Linked DNA regions of Mus musculus: region 2 is linked to region 1. Evidence: chromatin loops called from intact Hi-C (ENCODE). Cell type or tissue: left cerebral cortex. All regions are shown on one strand. Links, peaks and the distances in the headings refer to the core of each region. The heading gives the core; the rest is flanking DNA.

Evidence for each region. Hi-C counts contacts between places; a loop is a spot of excess contacts. Peaks named below come from ENCODE experiments on the same cell type or tissue, not always from the same donor. Only the 100,000 strongest peaks of a DNase experiment are listed, where the experiment ranks them.
Region 2: a loop joins it to region 1, with 2.6 times the contacts of the local background. A loop is called at or near these places in 22 of 42 quality-filtered maps.

The regions. Positions count from the first base shown.
Region 1 is chr14:59,552,027-59,560,362 of GRCm38, forward strand. It overlaps a transcript of Cdadc1 not described here. Among named protein-coding and RNA genes, the nearest start is that of Cdadc1, 42 kb to the right of the region's middle. In left cerebral cortex, for the core only: CTCF peaks have their summits at 2,129 and 4,340 (motif pointing left); DNase peaks (open chromatin) are centred at 2,167, 4,333, 5,153, 5,687 and 1 more place; H3K4me3 peaks cover 286 bases.
Region 2 is chr14:59,326,613-59,334,948 of GRCm38, forward strand. Phf11b (PHD finger protein 11B) reads right to left here. Exons shown (of 9, transcript NM_001164327.1): 3 at 4,578-4,685; 4 at 1,408-1,541. Among named protein-coding and RNA genes, the nearest start is that of Phf11b, 11 kb to the right of the region's middle. In left cerebral cortex, for the core only: a CTCF peak has its summit at 4,057; a DNase peak (open chromatin) is centred at 4,071.

The sequences.
Region 1 (8,336 bases), core at 290-8,289:
AACCGCTTTCATCTGCCCTCTCATGACCTCAGCTTATCCGGGCTGGGAGAGACATCTCCACAGCCACCTCCCCCACACACACACACACCTGCCTGGACTGCAGGCTCTCCCTTCAGCCTCTTCCTGCCAGTTATTGAGTTTAGTAGCATGCACGTCTCCTGCTCCGCTATCCCGCAGGCTCACCCCCTAAACATTCATGACTTCGCTGTTTACTTTGGCCAAACACAGGTTGCCTGCCCCCAACCTATGAAGGATTAAACTCTGACTCATCTTAAAGCAATGTTTGCAGCCAGCTCAGGAGCACCGAATCAATAGTGATCAAGCGGAACTGAGTAGGACAGGACCCTTTCAAGTTGCAAGGGATGAAAATACAAGAAAACAATTTATAAAGACACGCATGTGTACATACATATACAGATGTGCACATACACATATACATACCTGGGAACTCTTCAGATCCAGTTTCCCACTCCGGCTGACTCCAGATACTCAAGCCTCCCATAATGGCTCTTTCCACATCCCTAAATATATGATTACACTCCTAGGCAAGATGCGTCATATGGTAAGAAGTGTGTTATTGACCTCCCATAACCATTACATGATGGCACGTGATTGAAAAGAAGTGGACAAAACTCCTCCCAGTGACTAGTTCCTTCCTCCCCTGCTGACGCTCTGACAGCCTCGCCTATGATCATGCTTACCCCTGAAAACATGGTCACATACAGAAAGAATGTTGGGGCAGGGAGCAAGGGGTGCTGTGGAGTTGAGGCAAGCTGGCTCCTGTCTTTTCCAAATGATGGGATGTAATGGTCCCAGCAACTTAAAGAGAAAAGGGTTGGTATTTTTTTGGTTTGGTTTGGTTTGGTTTGGTTTTTTGGTTTTGGTGTGTGTGTGGTGGGGGTGGGAGGGTTGATTTTGCCAGTAAAGGGAGAAGTCACAGTTAAAGGGTGCAATGGTCATGGTGGAGAAGACACATGGTATCCAGAGGCAGGAAGCCTTGAGATAGCACAACTGCCACTCAACTTACTTCCGCCAGGATCCACAGCCCAGGTAGCTGAATGCAAATCAAACCCATCAAAGGGCAATTGATTGATCAATAGGCAAATAAACAAGAGGGTAAAATGTATGATTTGTGTCTGAGGCCAGCATTGACTACATAGTGAATCCCAGGGTAACCTCAAACCCCCCCCCCCACACACACACACACAGAGAGAGAGAGAGAGAGAGAGAGAGAGAGAGAGAGAGAGAGAGAGAGAGAGAAAAGATACTGAAGACACTACTTGATACTAACTAGAATGGCTAGAACCAAACGGTTAGGTAACAAGCATTAGTGAAGATGCAGAGAAGTTGGAGCCCAGGCTGTGGGTGAGGGTGTGAAGCCACAGTAACCAGCACACTGGTCACATGGCTCAGCACTTTCACTCCCAGATGTACACTTGAGAGAAATGAAGACATCCCACACAGGAACTCACACGAGGAAATGTTTATCGAGGCATCCTGATGAAGTCTCCAAAGAGGGCAATCTATTGGTAAGTGGACAAAATTTACTGTAGCCACACAAACTTTCCAGCTGCAGACATAAATGATGCACCGACCCATTCCACACGGTGTGAGTCTGCGCTAAGTGAAAGAAGCCAGGCACAAAAGGCCACTGTTCGCCCATCTGCTGCTGCTGAAACAGAACAGATGAGCTCCAGCCATGCAAGAGGAGCAGAAAAGCATCAGCTCCTGGTTCTAGAGGCTGGGGTGTCCATCACTGAGCCAGCAGCATCTGATACGGACCTCACTGCACCAACACAGGGTAACAGAGGCCAAACAACAGCATCACGGCCACGCACAAAGGCAGAGCCCATGACCTAAGCTTTCGACTTTTTTTTTTAAATTGGAAATAGATTTTTATCATATATTATAATTATGATTTCATTCTCTAGCTCCTCCCAGCTCCTCCCCACCTTCCCATACTCCAAAATCCACATCTTCCCCCCCCCCATTCGAAAACAAACAGCTATCTAAGAAAAAAAAAGGAACAAAGAAAGAAAATAAGATAAAATAAAAACCAACCTGACTAGGACAAAACAAACAATGCACTCCTTCTGTAGTTGAATCTCAACTAGTTGGAAGAACCATTCACATCATGGCTACACACTAGATGGTGCTGTTCACATACAAAGTCCAACACAGAGAAGTCTAGAGACAGAAAGCTCCAGGCTTGAGGGAGGAATGTGAGACGGCTATGTGGAGAGACAGCTAAAGGCGGAGAGTTCTCATTGAGGTGACGGGAATTTTTGAACTAATTATGGCAGTGCTTGCACATATCCGCAAATTAACACACTAAAATTGTTGAAGTATTCATTTAAATGGGCAAACCAGCTAGTGTGTGAAATCGTAATAAAACTGTTCAAATTGTTGCCACAGACTCACTGTGCTTTGTCTGCAGAGGGACTGACACCGGGGTTGCACAGACTACACAAGCTCTACCACTGAGCTGCATCGCTGCCTTGTGACCCCTGTTATCTCTTGGGTGCTTTCTGTGTTATCTGATGCTATTCGTCGTGAATCTTCATGCTACATATTATTCCATGCACTGTACCAGACAACCCCAGCAGAGTCTGGTGTACCTCTAAGTCAACAGAGTATACAGAAGTGTTGGTGCCCACCCATGATCCTCTCCTTGTGAGCACACCTGGAATGTGAATGGTTGCTCATCTTTCTGAGGTTTGCTATTCTCTGATGCCGTCCCAGCAGCACTAGGGAAAGTTCTCTGTTCCTGCATTGTTTCCTTGCTTCTCCACCCTCTAAGTGAGTCTGATTCTCTTCTTGGCTCCTCTTTAGAAGGCCTTCCTGGGCGAGACACATTCTAGACACATCATGTTTTAGAGGTCTCTCCTCCTGACTCTCGGGCAACAGGCACATTTTAATCCTTGACCATAATCCCAAACTCTTGATTTTAAACCAATGGGCCATGCCTCCAGGTGACAGACTGTGTTAGTAACTTTCCCTCGCTGTCACTAAATGACTGAGGAAAACAACAGGAAGGAGGAAACGGTTACTGTGGCCTGCTCTGTCTGGCCCTGTGCGTTTAGGTATGTCACAGTGAGGCAGAAATGTGATGAAAGGAAATGGCTTCCCTCACAGTCACCAGGAAGCAGAGAGAGATTGTGTGGGGTCGGGGTAGGGTAAAGACGCACAATAAATCTTTCCCGGGCGCGCCTCCCTCAGTGACCTACTTCCTTCCACAGGCACTTCCTCCTACAGTTTGCACCAGCCTGTCATGACCCCATCCATGGATGAACCCATTGATGAGATATCAGCACCCCATGATCCAGTCATTTCCAGGAGAAAGTCCTACCTGCCACTGCAAGCCTGCCACCTGAGTTTTTAAGAGACACTTCCTGTCCAAACCTCAGAACCTCCCGACTTCTGATACCCACACTGCCACTCTGGCCCCAGGACACACAGACAGATGTCCTGTTTCAAAGCCCTGTTTGCCTTGGTTGCATTAGGCATCAGTGTCTCATTCGCGTTTTAATTCGTTCAGTGCAGCCCAAGTTAAAACCCTTCCCTTCTGCACCTCGCCCAGCCCAAGCCCTGCTTCTGTCCCTGGACACTTGTTTAAGTGAGTCAGCATGGAGTGTTCTCTCTTTTCGGCTGGAGGAGCCCCACAGCTCACCCTTGCTGCCCTCCCACCTCCTGAGGTCCTCTTTCCAGGCCTTCGGGGCTCTGAGATTGCCAGATGCAGCAGGTCACCTTCTGCAGTGGTTCGGGTCCTATGTGCATCAGACACACACAAATCTACCCAGCTACAGCCTTTCTTTTTTGACAGTCTTATGTATCCCAAGCTGGTCTCAGATGCTCTGTGTAGCTTAATGCAACTATAAACTTCTGACCCTCGCTTCTTGACACCTGTCGGCAGTGCTGAGGATTGAACCTAAAGCCTCATGCATGTTAGGGAAGTACTCTTATTAACTGAGCCACATCCCAACCCAGAGGCAGCCTCCTGTCACAGCGCTGTCTTCTTTTACCTCCTACAGGCCTCACCTTCCTCCATCCTACATCTCAGTAACAGCACACCTCATGCTCCACCCTCACGTGTCTTGATCGGCTGACTTTAGAATCGGTCGATCCTGGTGACTTCATCCCCACGGCTCCTGAGGACTCGAGACCTCGGAGCTCACGATGCAGCTGCCTGTCAGTGGGTTACAGGCTCTCACGGGTCTGGGGTTTGGACAGAACTGTGCCTTGCCTTTCTTTTCCTCAATTCAGAATCCTGGTGTAACCCTGCACAAATCAGTTTCTCTTCCAAAAGGCCCCTCCTTCAACTTCTGGGACATGCTGCCCCCTGCTGGCTGAAATAAACAATGCTATCTTTATTGGAGTACTGGGGGACTCTTAGTTAACAGATCTGTGTGGCTAGGCTGAAACTAAATCACTGATCAAGTGACTGCCTGTCAGGAGTCTACCGGGCCTACTCATTAGGAGCAAAATTGACAAGGTGCTTATCACGCTGCAAGATTGGGTTAAATATATCCACGGGTCAGAACCACAGTCCCATTTTAAGTCCTCAAACAAAATTCCTAAGCAGGGGTTGTAGCTTAGTACTTGCTGGCCTGCCAGAGGCCCTGAGTTCCTCCACAGCACTATAAAAACTAAAGATAGAAATAGAGTTGAAAACCCTAAACTTGCAAGTTTCTAATTCTTTGGGGCTACTCTAACAAGGGCTTCTGGGTGGCCTGATGCTTGTCAGGCGACGTCACCTTACACTTGGACTCTTGCAGGTATCTTCGCATCTAGACCGGGGTCACTCCCGTACACTGTCTCTTTCTAGCCAGTGGCCAGACCCTTCTGAAGGAACTGCCCAGTGGCCATTTACTCTGTGGGAGCTGGGAACTGGCCCTCTGGGTGTCAGAGAAGACTTGGGCTCCCAAGAGAGACATAAAGCAAGAGACTGAGTGGGTGTGAGAGGGAGCTGGGGAGTGGGGGTGGGGTAGAGTCAGCACTGGACCACAGCTGTGGGAACAAGAACTTGGCGGCAGCAGTCTCCAGACGTGAGTGAGAGGATTAGATGTCCAGGGGTAAAGGCTGTGGAGACCCAGGAGGGCTTGGCCATTAGGAGTAGGAAACGTTTCCCAAGCTATTGCTTTGTGAGTGAAGGTGCAGGTGCTGAGGAAGCCAGCCCATGTGTCCAAGGAAGGAAAGGATTGCGATACGGTGACCTTCACTTTGTTGAAAGTTGAGGAAGTGTCACAAAACAAGTTCCCCAAAGCACAGCAACTTCATACCCAGGACAACTTTCTAGGCCAGTAGGTGAAATGCATATATTTGAATGCTTGGTCATCAGGGAGTGGCCCTATCTGAGAAGGGCTAGGAGGTGTGCCCTTGTTGGAGAAACTGGAGGTCTGCTTTGAGGTTTCAAAAGTCCATGTTAGGTCCTGCCTCTGTCTCTGTCTCTATGCCTTTGTCTCTTTGTCTGTCTCCTCTCTCTCTCTCTCTCTCTCTCTCTCTCTCTCTCTCTCTCTCTCTCTCTCTCTCTCTCTCTCCTCTCTCTCTCTCTCTGCCTGTGGATCCGGATGTAACTATCGGCTACTTCTCTAGCACCATGGCCTGTTGCCATCTGAAACTGTAAGCCAGCCCCAACGAAGTGTTTTCCTTTATAAGAGCTGCCCTGGTAATGGTGTCTCTTCACAGTAATGTAACAGTGACTAAAGCAAGTGTGAAAACAGGAAAGCTAAAATTTGGGGCCATCAATGTTTCTCACATAGGAAACAGTTCTACATGAGAAGAAAGGTGACACCAGAGAGAGGTTGGACAAAAGTCATGACTTCCGGGAAGATCAGGAATTTAGAGCAGTAGGTTTAGGTGTTATCCTGTCAATTATTATCAAACAATGATTAAACCAGTTATTCTGAGGCTCCATCTCCTTGTCTAAGTTGGAACTTACCCTGACTTTGGTGAAATTAAAGCCCTGGTGTGGCAAATCCTTTACAGTCACTGCAGACCTCAGCATCACAGGGAGCCTCCAAAATGAGTGGGAGGCTGTCGTGGGATGCTAGCACACAATGGCTAACTTCAAATGCTGATGGGTAATCATGTGGTGGAGAATGAGACAAAGAGGTCTGTGTCCCTGCTGAAGGACCAATGACACAGAGGAGGGAATGGCTGGGGTGAGGCTATTTCACAAAAATAACAGTTTGGTAAAGACATCTGTTTTAAGAGAGGTGTGAATTCTTCCTTATCATGGCCTCAGAGCCCAGTCTGAGTGACCGGCCACACCTAGAGAAGACCCAGAAAGATGGCTGCACAGATGGGTTGGGGGGATCTGTTGAGGTTTGGTCTGTTGCTATGTATTGCAGTACCAAATTCTATATCCCAAAGTCTGGTCACTCCAAGACAGTGAATTCTCACATATGCAGCTTTTGTTGTGCAAACCTTGCTCCTTAACTTAAAACTAAAATAAGATGCCACCAGCCTACCTGGGCAGATGAAAGGTAAGCAGGATTTCAGTTCCTGGACTCTGGGTCTGAGGAGATACCACTAAGGGAAAGAAGGAAGAAGGTGCCATGGGGTAGGTAGATTGTGAGCACATGGCCTTGAGGGCTGGCCTATTAGAGAAAGAGAAGCCCAAGAACATGACAATTAATGTCTTGGGGTTATCGACAGGAAAGTAGACAAAATAGCATCGAGGGCTGATATCTGCCCAGCTCTAGTGCTTTAAGGCTTATTATATAAATATAAAGGTTTCACATCTTCTATTTGGGAAATAAATCATCTAAAGTGGGGTAGAAACCCCCACATAATATTTTCCACAATAGGGATCCATTCACTGCCTTTTGAACAAGGGCCATCCACCAAGCACACCACTCAGTATAAGGGTGCTGCTGTTCTTGAAGTTTCCGGTTGATGCAAGGACATCTAGGTGGGTGTGGCTACACTCCAGGAAATGCCCAGGATGAGCCCCAGTAGTGGAAATGATTACACCCAAAACACCTCTAGTCCCCTGCAGATAACTAACCCACAACTAGCTGATGTCAGTGGTCCACTTGAATGCAATGTGCCAGTGCCATCAAAACTTTACTCTGCTAACTAATAAAACATGCCTGACTTTAGAAAATCCTTGGCTCAGTTGGTAAAGATCAGAACCCATGTAAAGATACCAGGCATAAGGGTGCATGCCGATAGTCTCAGCACTGGCATGGCAGACACAGAGGGATCCCTAAGGCTAGCCAGCCTAGCCTAATTTATGAGCTTCAGCCAATTAGAGACCCTGTCTCAAGGGAGGTGGTTGTGAGACACTATTCCTAGGGAGATATGCATAACATTTCCTCACTCCAGAACTGACAACAAAAGACAGACACCGCCAACTTGGTGAATCAACACATTTATTAGGTTGCTTACAGGAATATGGGGGAAGCATTGCTTATAGGAGCAGAAGTGACTCAAAGACATCTGCCTCACTCACCAATGCCCACCCCAGCATGGGTGATGGCTAATGAAAGCTGGAAGCCTGGAGTACACTGTACAACCTCGGGTAGCTCGACAGGGTGGAGAAAATGCCTTGTAGGTAGCTCTAAGTCTCTTCCAAGCATCTGAACCAGTCGACACCTCTCTGGGCAGCTCAGCTGATCACTGCTTCTTTTAGTGTTCTTGCTACTCCACACCAAACCTGATTCACAAAAACCCCTCTCAACATCATATGATGGAAATCATTATCCTCAAATGTTAAGGAATTCTAGAAGAGCTCTAGAGCCGTGGTTACACAGCATGAGATGATCTTTGGATCTAACTTTTTTTTTTTTTGAGTTAAATACTTAAAAGTTTTTTTTATGTCAGTGGCTTTCAAAGTCAGCTCTGAAAGCACTAAATTATATATAATTAAGATTCCACATGGTAACACGTGCTGATATTCACAGTCGGTCTTGCATTTGCTGCAGCTGTATCCTGGGATGGGCGTGGGATCAGCCCCAGAACTTCAGGCAGTCCCCATGACACAGCCTCAAATACCAGCAGTGGCAAGCACTAAAACACTACGGTCCAGGTTGGTTTCCTTGTGTTATAAAAGCAAAGAGAAATCAGCATTGAGGCTGGAGGACCCCAACAAAGGGCTCCATTCAGAGGGCAGTTTGCATGACAGAGCTCTGCACAGACGTGTTGGAGGGAACTCATACTGGCCTCCTTCGAAAATCAAGACTGCTTTCAGTTCAGTCTGCAATAAGCAAATCACACTTTCCCAACTCCATTTAGTTCATCAAGATTTCTGGGTTTTTTTTTTTTCTCTCTCTCTCTTTTTCAATTAGACTCCATTACTTATCAAGCTGGGCACTCACCATAGGGGCCCAGCA
Region 2 (8,336 bases), core at 33-8,032, 230 kb before region 1:
GAGACCTAGGGTCCTCCAGTTACCCAGCGCTCTTCCCAGCAGCACCCAGCTCAGTCATGTCCTCTGGACCTGGGACCTCTGCCCACCTTACATTCAGTCTCAAATTGCATTCCCAGAGGGACTTGGATTTGTGCCTTCACCTCTCCTGTACATTGATTTTATACTTATACTACCATGCTTGCCTATGAGTTTTTGTAATGCATAAAGAAGTAGAGAGACTATTAGGATAGACTCCCTCACCCGTGTCCTCCCCATGCCCAGTGTCAGTAATTTTCAAATCAGGATGAAGCCGGGCGTGGTGGCACAGGCCTTTAATCCCAGCACTTGGGAGGCAAAGGCAGGCAGATTTCTGAGTTCAAGGCCAGCCTGGTCTACAGAGTGAGTTCCAGGACAGCCAGTGCTATACAGAAAAACCCTGTCTCAAAAAAACAAAACAAAACAAGAAAATCAAATCAGGATGAAGACCCTTCCTGCTTCAGTCCCTCCCATGAGCCAGTGTTCCTTGTGGCCTCTCTGCCCCCGTCCTTCCCCCAACCTGATTACCTTGTCGGCTTCACTCTCTCTGAGTATCCCTTAGCACCTTGTGATGTATCTCAGTTATTCTATGAACCTCAGTGTTTACATTAAACTTGTACCAGCAGAGAAGCCTACTTGTTCCTTGTTGAAACAATTTTTTTAAATAGATTAAGTATTTTCATTATGGTTAATGAGCATAATCTTAAAACCTATCTCTATAATTTCAAGGCCAGCCTGGTTTACTTGGTGAGATACTGTCTCAAAGAATAAAAACTTGTTACAGCAGAGATTTCATGTGTTTAAAAATGACTGATATAATAAATTGAGCTCTTTGTGAGCATAAACAATAAAAGTGAAACTCTGAGAATACAAGCCACTGTTGATTTTTCATTAATTCAAATATAAAAATCACCGTTCAAAACTGAATGAATTTTTACTAACAGCGACAAGCTGGGGGCCAGCAAGATGACTCTGCAGGTTGAGGTGCTTGCTGTCAACACCAACAACCTTAGTTCGATGTCGAGGTCCAAAACTGGAAGCAGAGAGCTCAGAACAATGACCTATGGATGTGCGATTGAAGGAAGGTGTCTTCCCAATGCAGACAAGAACAGAACTGGATTGGCCCCTGTCTCTTGTAGGACATGCAAGCTTCCATTAGGAATGGGGCTCTCCCAGGAACAAGAGAGGACAGAGAAGATTTAGAAAGTCAAACCCTTGAGTAGTTCTTTTCCTGTCATGTGGAGAAGTGTGAAGCCGAGAAGTTCCTGCTCGTATCCCATAACCCTTTCTCACATGAAACTCATTTGCATGAATTGAGAAGTATGTCACAGGCTAGCCACCCCCTAAGCACCCCCAACGCTCCACCATGGAGTTTTAAAGCTATTTGATTACTTGTAAGTGCCATGATCTTCATCAACTTGTAGAATTGCGTGGTCTTCCATGGCACAGGATAAGTGGTAATTCTTGGTGCAGGACTGTAAATCACATCCCATGGTGGCTCCTTTGTTTTTACAAAATGAGCATTTCTAGAGAAGAATAGTTCACAGTGAGTTAGTACTGTTTCTTTGCTGAAAAGTAAGGATGCCATTAAATATGGTTTAAGCCAGCAGCCATGTGTTTTTGTCCTGGCTGTCTCTGGCATATCCTCCATACCCACACTAAATAAGCGTTAGATTTGGTAACCCATGAGGAAGTTTCAGCAAAACTGATGACAATTAGAATCAAAGGCCTGGCATAGACATATGTGTTATGATCTACATATATGCAAAAACATTAGAGGATTTCAAAAACTAGTCTTCCCCTTTTAATAGAGACTTTTGTTTTTAAATAGCATAGCTGTCAGGCTTCTTTATCACTAGACACACACTGGATTTGGGGGTCCTTGAACCTCAGGCCAGAGCAGCTCCTTTTTGTGCCACTAAGGGGTGTGTGACCTCAGCTGGCACTTGCTATGACGTCCTCCTATACGTTCCTCCCTTGAATGGTGGTGCTTGTGCCACAGCGTAGCAGTTGAGGATTCTGTACAATAAAGTGCACCAGTTTCAGATTTGTAGACACTAAACAATAAAACTATAACTGAATACAATATTTTTCTTACTCCCTTGGTTTTATGTCTCTATCGAGTTCTATCTGAAGGTGGTACAGAGCTGGTTAGGCATTGTGTGGCTACAGGAAGCCCATCAAGAAGTACTAGAGTCTTTTGCTATAATGAGGGGCAAACCAGCCATGCCCAAGTCTGATTGACCCCATCCTTTGGCTAAATGAGGTCCAAGTACAATGAGGCCACTCTATAGAGCAAGAGACAGCGCTCCTGGGATCCCATGATAATACATAAGGAAACATAAGGAAAAGTCAAAAGGAGCTAAAAACCAAGATTAAGATATAGATAGCGTTCTACAGCACATACATGAGCAGTTATTTAATTGTAGAAGAGCAATGTAGCAGCATGAACAGTGAAAACGATGGGCTGAACCCTCATGCTACAGTTGCTGACAGCTCTGCAATGAGGTTTACTCATCCAAGAGGAGAGATCTTCAAAGCAGAAAATTATGCTAGAAGATCAGGCTATAGACATCCCTGTTGGGCATTTACAAAATTACTTAAGAATATGGGAGGGCCCAGCCTCTTGAGAGTGGAGCCATCCCTGGACTGGTGGCCCTGGGATCTATAAGAAAACTGAGTGAGTAGCTCTCACCTCATGTGCCTTTTGCATCCCTTTCTGTTACCCCACACTTCCAATGCATCTGTTTCCCAATAGGAAAGTCTATGGAAACTCTTAAGGATAATAGCTGCTTTCTCAATATTCTATGTATTCAACTGTCCTCATTCTGGACCAGGCTGTTTCCACATAGGCAAACTCTGTAACAGTGTCTCTTCAGTTGTGGGTCACAACCATTGGAATATGTATTTCTGATGGACTTAAAAGCTTAGGATCAGCTCAGGGGCAAAATTACAGTTATAAATGACCAAAGAAAATAAATATAAGGATGGTGGTTCTTAACACAATCTGAAATGTGTGTTTTCTTTTCATCATGCTCCACACTATGAGAACCACTATTCTAGAGTCCAATGGTGCCCTTCCTTAACTATCTGTGAACAGCCTCAAATAAAATTGTCACAGAACGATAGAAAGGTTTGAGTTGACATTGTCTAGCTACTTTCTAATTAGGAGAATTTACATGCAGCATGCTGGTACAAGTACTTTGAAAAAAGAACATACCAGTGTGTCTCCAGTGATTGACACCTTACTGTGAGTGTGGCCAGTCACGGGACCTCAGACTTGTCATCCTGTTTACTCATCTGCAAATGGCCTTTTTATAAATGGAGCCAGGAGACACAGCCATCCTCAGAGGTACAGCTTAGGAACTAGGAATCAGCTCAGATTCTCAATTACAGTTATACAGGTCCAAAGATAAGAAATTTATGGTTGGTGGTTCCTAAGACCACTTGAAATATGTATTTTCTGTTGAAAAGTTCCCACAGGTGGAGAGAGAACCACCACTCTAAAATCCAAGGGTAGCTTTCCTTAACTCTGTTCTTGAACTGCCTTAAAACCAATTAGCACAGAGTAATAAAAATTATGTTTCAGTTGATGACCTGCTGCTTTCTAATTAGAAAGACGTAAGCCTGCTGGAACACATACTGATATTTTGCAACCTAACATAGCAGAGTGCCACCAGTCATTGATACCTTTTGTGGTTCTGGTCAGACCTGATACACTCAGACTTGCCATCCCATTACTCATCTGCAAATGGCCGTTTATAAATGTAGCCAGGAGACACAGTCAACCTCAGAGATACAGCCTTACCCGTCCTTCTTTCCTGCAGAGTCCCCTTATGCCCTCAGCCCCAAGGCAGATGCTAACAGTGATAATCACCCAGAACTGGTGCAGAAAGACATGCAGCCACCCTTGGCATTCAGAAGGCATCTTACTGCAGATGAAGGATAAAGCCTTTTGCTCTGACTGTGGCCTGCAGCTTTGAGGCACCAAGAGGACCAGCTAGCTGCTCTGAGGCAGGAGAGCAGAAGCAAAGCCTAGATGGTGCTGTTGAGCTGCGGAAATGGGTGTTTGCTCTGCTGCAATGACAGTAAGGACTTGTCCACCCTGTCTGACCAGAGTTTTCACCCAGACAGAAGCATCTCAAGCTTGCTCTGCTGCTGTGTGTGACAATTGGCTGTAAGCAGGCAGCGTCAGCTGAGGGAGCGTCTCACAGTCCACCTTCCAGCTCTCCACATGTTTCTCAAACCCTGCCACACCATAGACTCTATTTTGAGATGAAAGATTCAGGTTTTTATTTTTATTTCTGTGTATGTGTGTCTGACAGACCAAGCATGTTAGTGCATGTGTCTGTGAAAGCCAGCAGGGTGTCAGATGCCCTGGAGCTAAAGTTAACAGGGAGTTGTGAGTTGCCATTTGGTGACTAGGGACCAAACTCAAGTCTTCTAGAGGGACAGTGAGCAATCTTCACTTCTGAATCCTCTCTCCAGGCCCACGAGAGACTATCCTTTGACTGTAGCCCCCAAGACTCATAATATATGAGCAATAAAACATGTCAACTTACCAATCTTCTTCCTCTCCCGATCTCTTTCTTTACAGATTTGACATCAAAGTTTCTAATTGTATTAGGTAGATCAGGAGCCTCACTCTCCACCAGTCCTGATGAATACAGCTGCAGGATGGAAAAATCGCAGAGTCAGTGTGAAGTAGCCCTGACCGACACAAGTCAGAGATGCTTCCGAAAAGGGCTGCAGAGGAGTGCAGAGTGGACAATGGCTCAGAGCACTGGCCACTGTGCAGGAGATGAACAGACACGAGTCTTGGGCTCCTGTGAGAAACCTCGGTCTGCAGACACAGTTGTACTGGGTAACTGATCTCTATTGACTCTGGACCCAGGCAGACAGTGGCTCGTGCAGCATTGTTCTCTGCCTAGGAATGCAGAGCAGGCTCTGGCAATGGCTGAAGCCATGAGGTCAGAGAAGCCAAAGCAAGGGACAGAGGCCATTCCTGATGGCTTTCCAGGTCTCCTTCTTAGACTTCAAGGACTGTGCCTACCTCTACAACTATATGGCAGACCTTCACTCTTGACTTGTTGAGATAGGGTCTCACTGTAGCCTAGCTGGGCTGGAACTCACAGAGTCCACCTGTCTCTGCCCCTGAGTGCTAGGACTAAAGTCATACACTAATGCATCTGGCTTTATGATTTTTTTTATAGATAGGATCAAGCTATACATCCCATGTTACCTGGTCCTTAGCTTCTTCCTTAGCTTCTAAGCAGTGGAATTGCAGTTATGAGTGACCAAGCTAGCCGAGAACACCACTGTATGTTTTAGCAGCCACAAATCTCTTTCCTCCTCAGCATTTTGGTTGATATTGGGATAGCTCTTTGGTTCAGCATGTGGACTGTCCCTCCAGTTTCCTACAAGATCTACGTTCTGCTCCTAGCTCTAGGCTACCACCTCTCAGCTGTCTTAACTCCAGCTCCAGAGGGTTACACACATGTGTACACACACATTGAAATCTTTCTAAAATTTTACTAAATATGCATGTGTGTGCCTGTGTGTGTACTCTCTGTGATGTGTGTGTATCCTGGTGTATTCATGAGTGTATGTATCTATGTGTGTGTTCTGTGTCTGCATGTAGTGGACAGAGGTTTAATTTGGCTGTCATTTTCTACAGCTCTTTGACTTTTTTCTAAGACTTCTTTTTTTATGGAAATGAGTGTTTTGTCTGCATGTATGTATGTGTATCAATTGTGTGTAGGTTTCCGCACAGGTTAGAAGAAGGTATTGATTTCCTGGAAGTGGAGTTACAAATGCTGGTGAACGAACCCTGTTTCCTGGGAACTGAGTTTGGGTCTTCTCTGCAGCAGCAGCCTCACCACAAAGCCATCTCTCCAGCTGCTCTCTACTTTACATTTTGAGAGAGTTGCTCCCTAACTTGGAGAGCTCACAATTTCAGCTCACCTAGTTGGCCAGCAGGCTTCTAGAATCCTCCTGGCTGCACTCCAGCCAGGGCCTGGATGCATGGGACTGCAGGCAGTAAGTTCACCTGTGTCCTGGGGATGGAAGTCAGGACTTCAAGCTCATGTCCCCAGCACTTCACTAAATGAGCCACCAGCTGTCTAGCTCCAGATAAATTTCTGGAGTCACTTAATCCTCACCGATCCACCTGTTCATGTCACAGGAAACTCAAAAATCGAAGAGCATGAGGAACATGAGAAAAAGTTGTGACACTTTCACAGGCAAAGATTTTTTATATAAGAATTAGAAATCATGGGGCTAGAGAGATGGCTCAGAGGTTAAGAGCACTAACTGCTCTTCCATAGGTCCTGAGTTCAAATCCCAGCAACCACTTGGTGGCTCACAACCATCTATAATGAGATCTGATGCCCTCTTCTGGTGTGTCTGAAGACAGCAACTGTGTACTCAAGTAAATTAAAAGTAAATCATCACTAGAAAGAGAGGCCCAATGGACACGCAAACTTTATATGCCCCAGTACAGGGGAATGCCAGGGCCACAAAATGGGAATGGGTGGGTAGAGATAAGTGGGTGGGGGGGTGTGAGGGTATGGGGACTTTTGGGATAGCATTCTAAATGTAATTGAGGAAAATACATAATAATAAAAAATATTTTTAAGAAAGTTAATAAATCTTTAAAAAAAGAGAGAGAGAAAATTAGAAATCATAATGCAGACGTGAATCCTTGCATGTGGAAGTCAGACAATGACCCTGTGAAATAGTTCTATCTTTCCCCGTGGTTTGGTGTTAGGGTCTCGCTGTGTTTCTGCTGGCCTTATTCAGTTGCAAGCTTAGCAAATAGATATGTTGTACTTTGTGAAAATTTTGCTGTCTGAAAGATGCTAAGAGAAAAATGTGGGTGAATAAGGTGGCACTCAAGAAAAATCACTTGCTGCCAAACCTGACAAACTGACATTCACGTCATGGAGGAGAGAGGTGAATCCTGCAAAGTGTCCTCTGAACTCTAACTGCATCCTGTGGCACATGCAGAAAGAAAAAAGTAGATATCGATTTTTAAAAGGCCAGCCAGGGAACAGGAAAAACCATACTATATACATCGGATCAGAAGCTTGTGTGTAGAATACAGGAAATCCTTACAACTCAATAAGACAATTCAGTTTAAAATGGACAAGTGGGGGAGGGGGGAAGAAGACTCTCACTGAGTAAAAGCCTTGGCTGAGCAAGTCTGACAAACTGAGTTCAGTTCCAGGAACCCCTATAAAAGGGCAGAGGCTATGGCTCAAACCACACATCTGCAATCCAGGGGTTCTACAGAGGCAGAGGAGACCATCATTCAGAAGACTGTGTCAATAGCAAGAGTTAAACAACCCAGTAACAAGGAGGGAGATGACCGTTTGTCCACTCTAGGTCTTATAGCACAAGCCTGAGCCCATATCTTTGAGGCTCTTCCCCCACTTTCTCCTCTATAATTTTCAGTATCTCTGGTTTTATGTGGAGTTCCTTGATCCACAAAGAATTCTCAACTGAGGAATACCAAATAGCTGAGAAGCACCTAAAAAAAAGAAAATGTTCAACATCCTTAATCATCAGGGCAATTCAAATCAAAACAACCTTGAGATTCCACCTCATACCAGTCAGAATGGCTAAGATCAAAAACTCAGGTGACAGCAGATTCTGGTGAGTATGTGGAGAAAGAGGAATACTTCTCCATTGCTGGTGGGATTGCAAGCAGGTACAACCACTCTGGAAATCACTTTGGTGGTTCCTCAGAAAATTGAACATAGGACTACCAGATGATCCAGCAATATCACTCCAGGGCATATACCCAGAAGATGTTCGAACATGTCATAAGAACACATGTGCCACTATGTTCATAGCAGCTTATTTATTTCCAGCCAGAAGCTGGAAGGAAGCCAGATGTTCCTCAACAGATTTATAGGTACAGAAAATGTGGAGCATTTACACAATGGAATACTACTCAGCTATTAAAAACAATGAATTCATGAAATTCTTAGAAAAATGGATGAATCTGGAGGATATCCTAAGTGACACAACCTGCTATGGGCTGGATTCAGTTGGACTCTCAAACCAGGGGAGAAATCAGGGTCCTGGTACTCAGGTGGGCAAGGCATCAGCAAGTGACAAACAGACACAAACACAAGGGAGTATTGAATCTGAATGTAATTTCTCAAAGCCAGCATCAGACTTATGTTACAGAAGAAAACAAGGAAGTTAGGTGACACATCAGCCAAGGTACATGGAGGTTATACAATCTATAATGACACAAAACAGAGAAGTACATACATAAAGGCCTAGCAGGAACCAGGCAGTCATTCCAACTG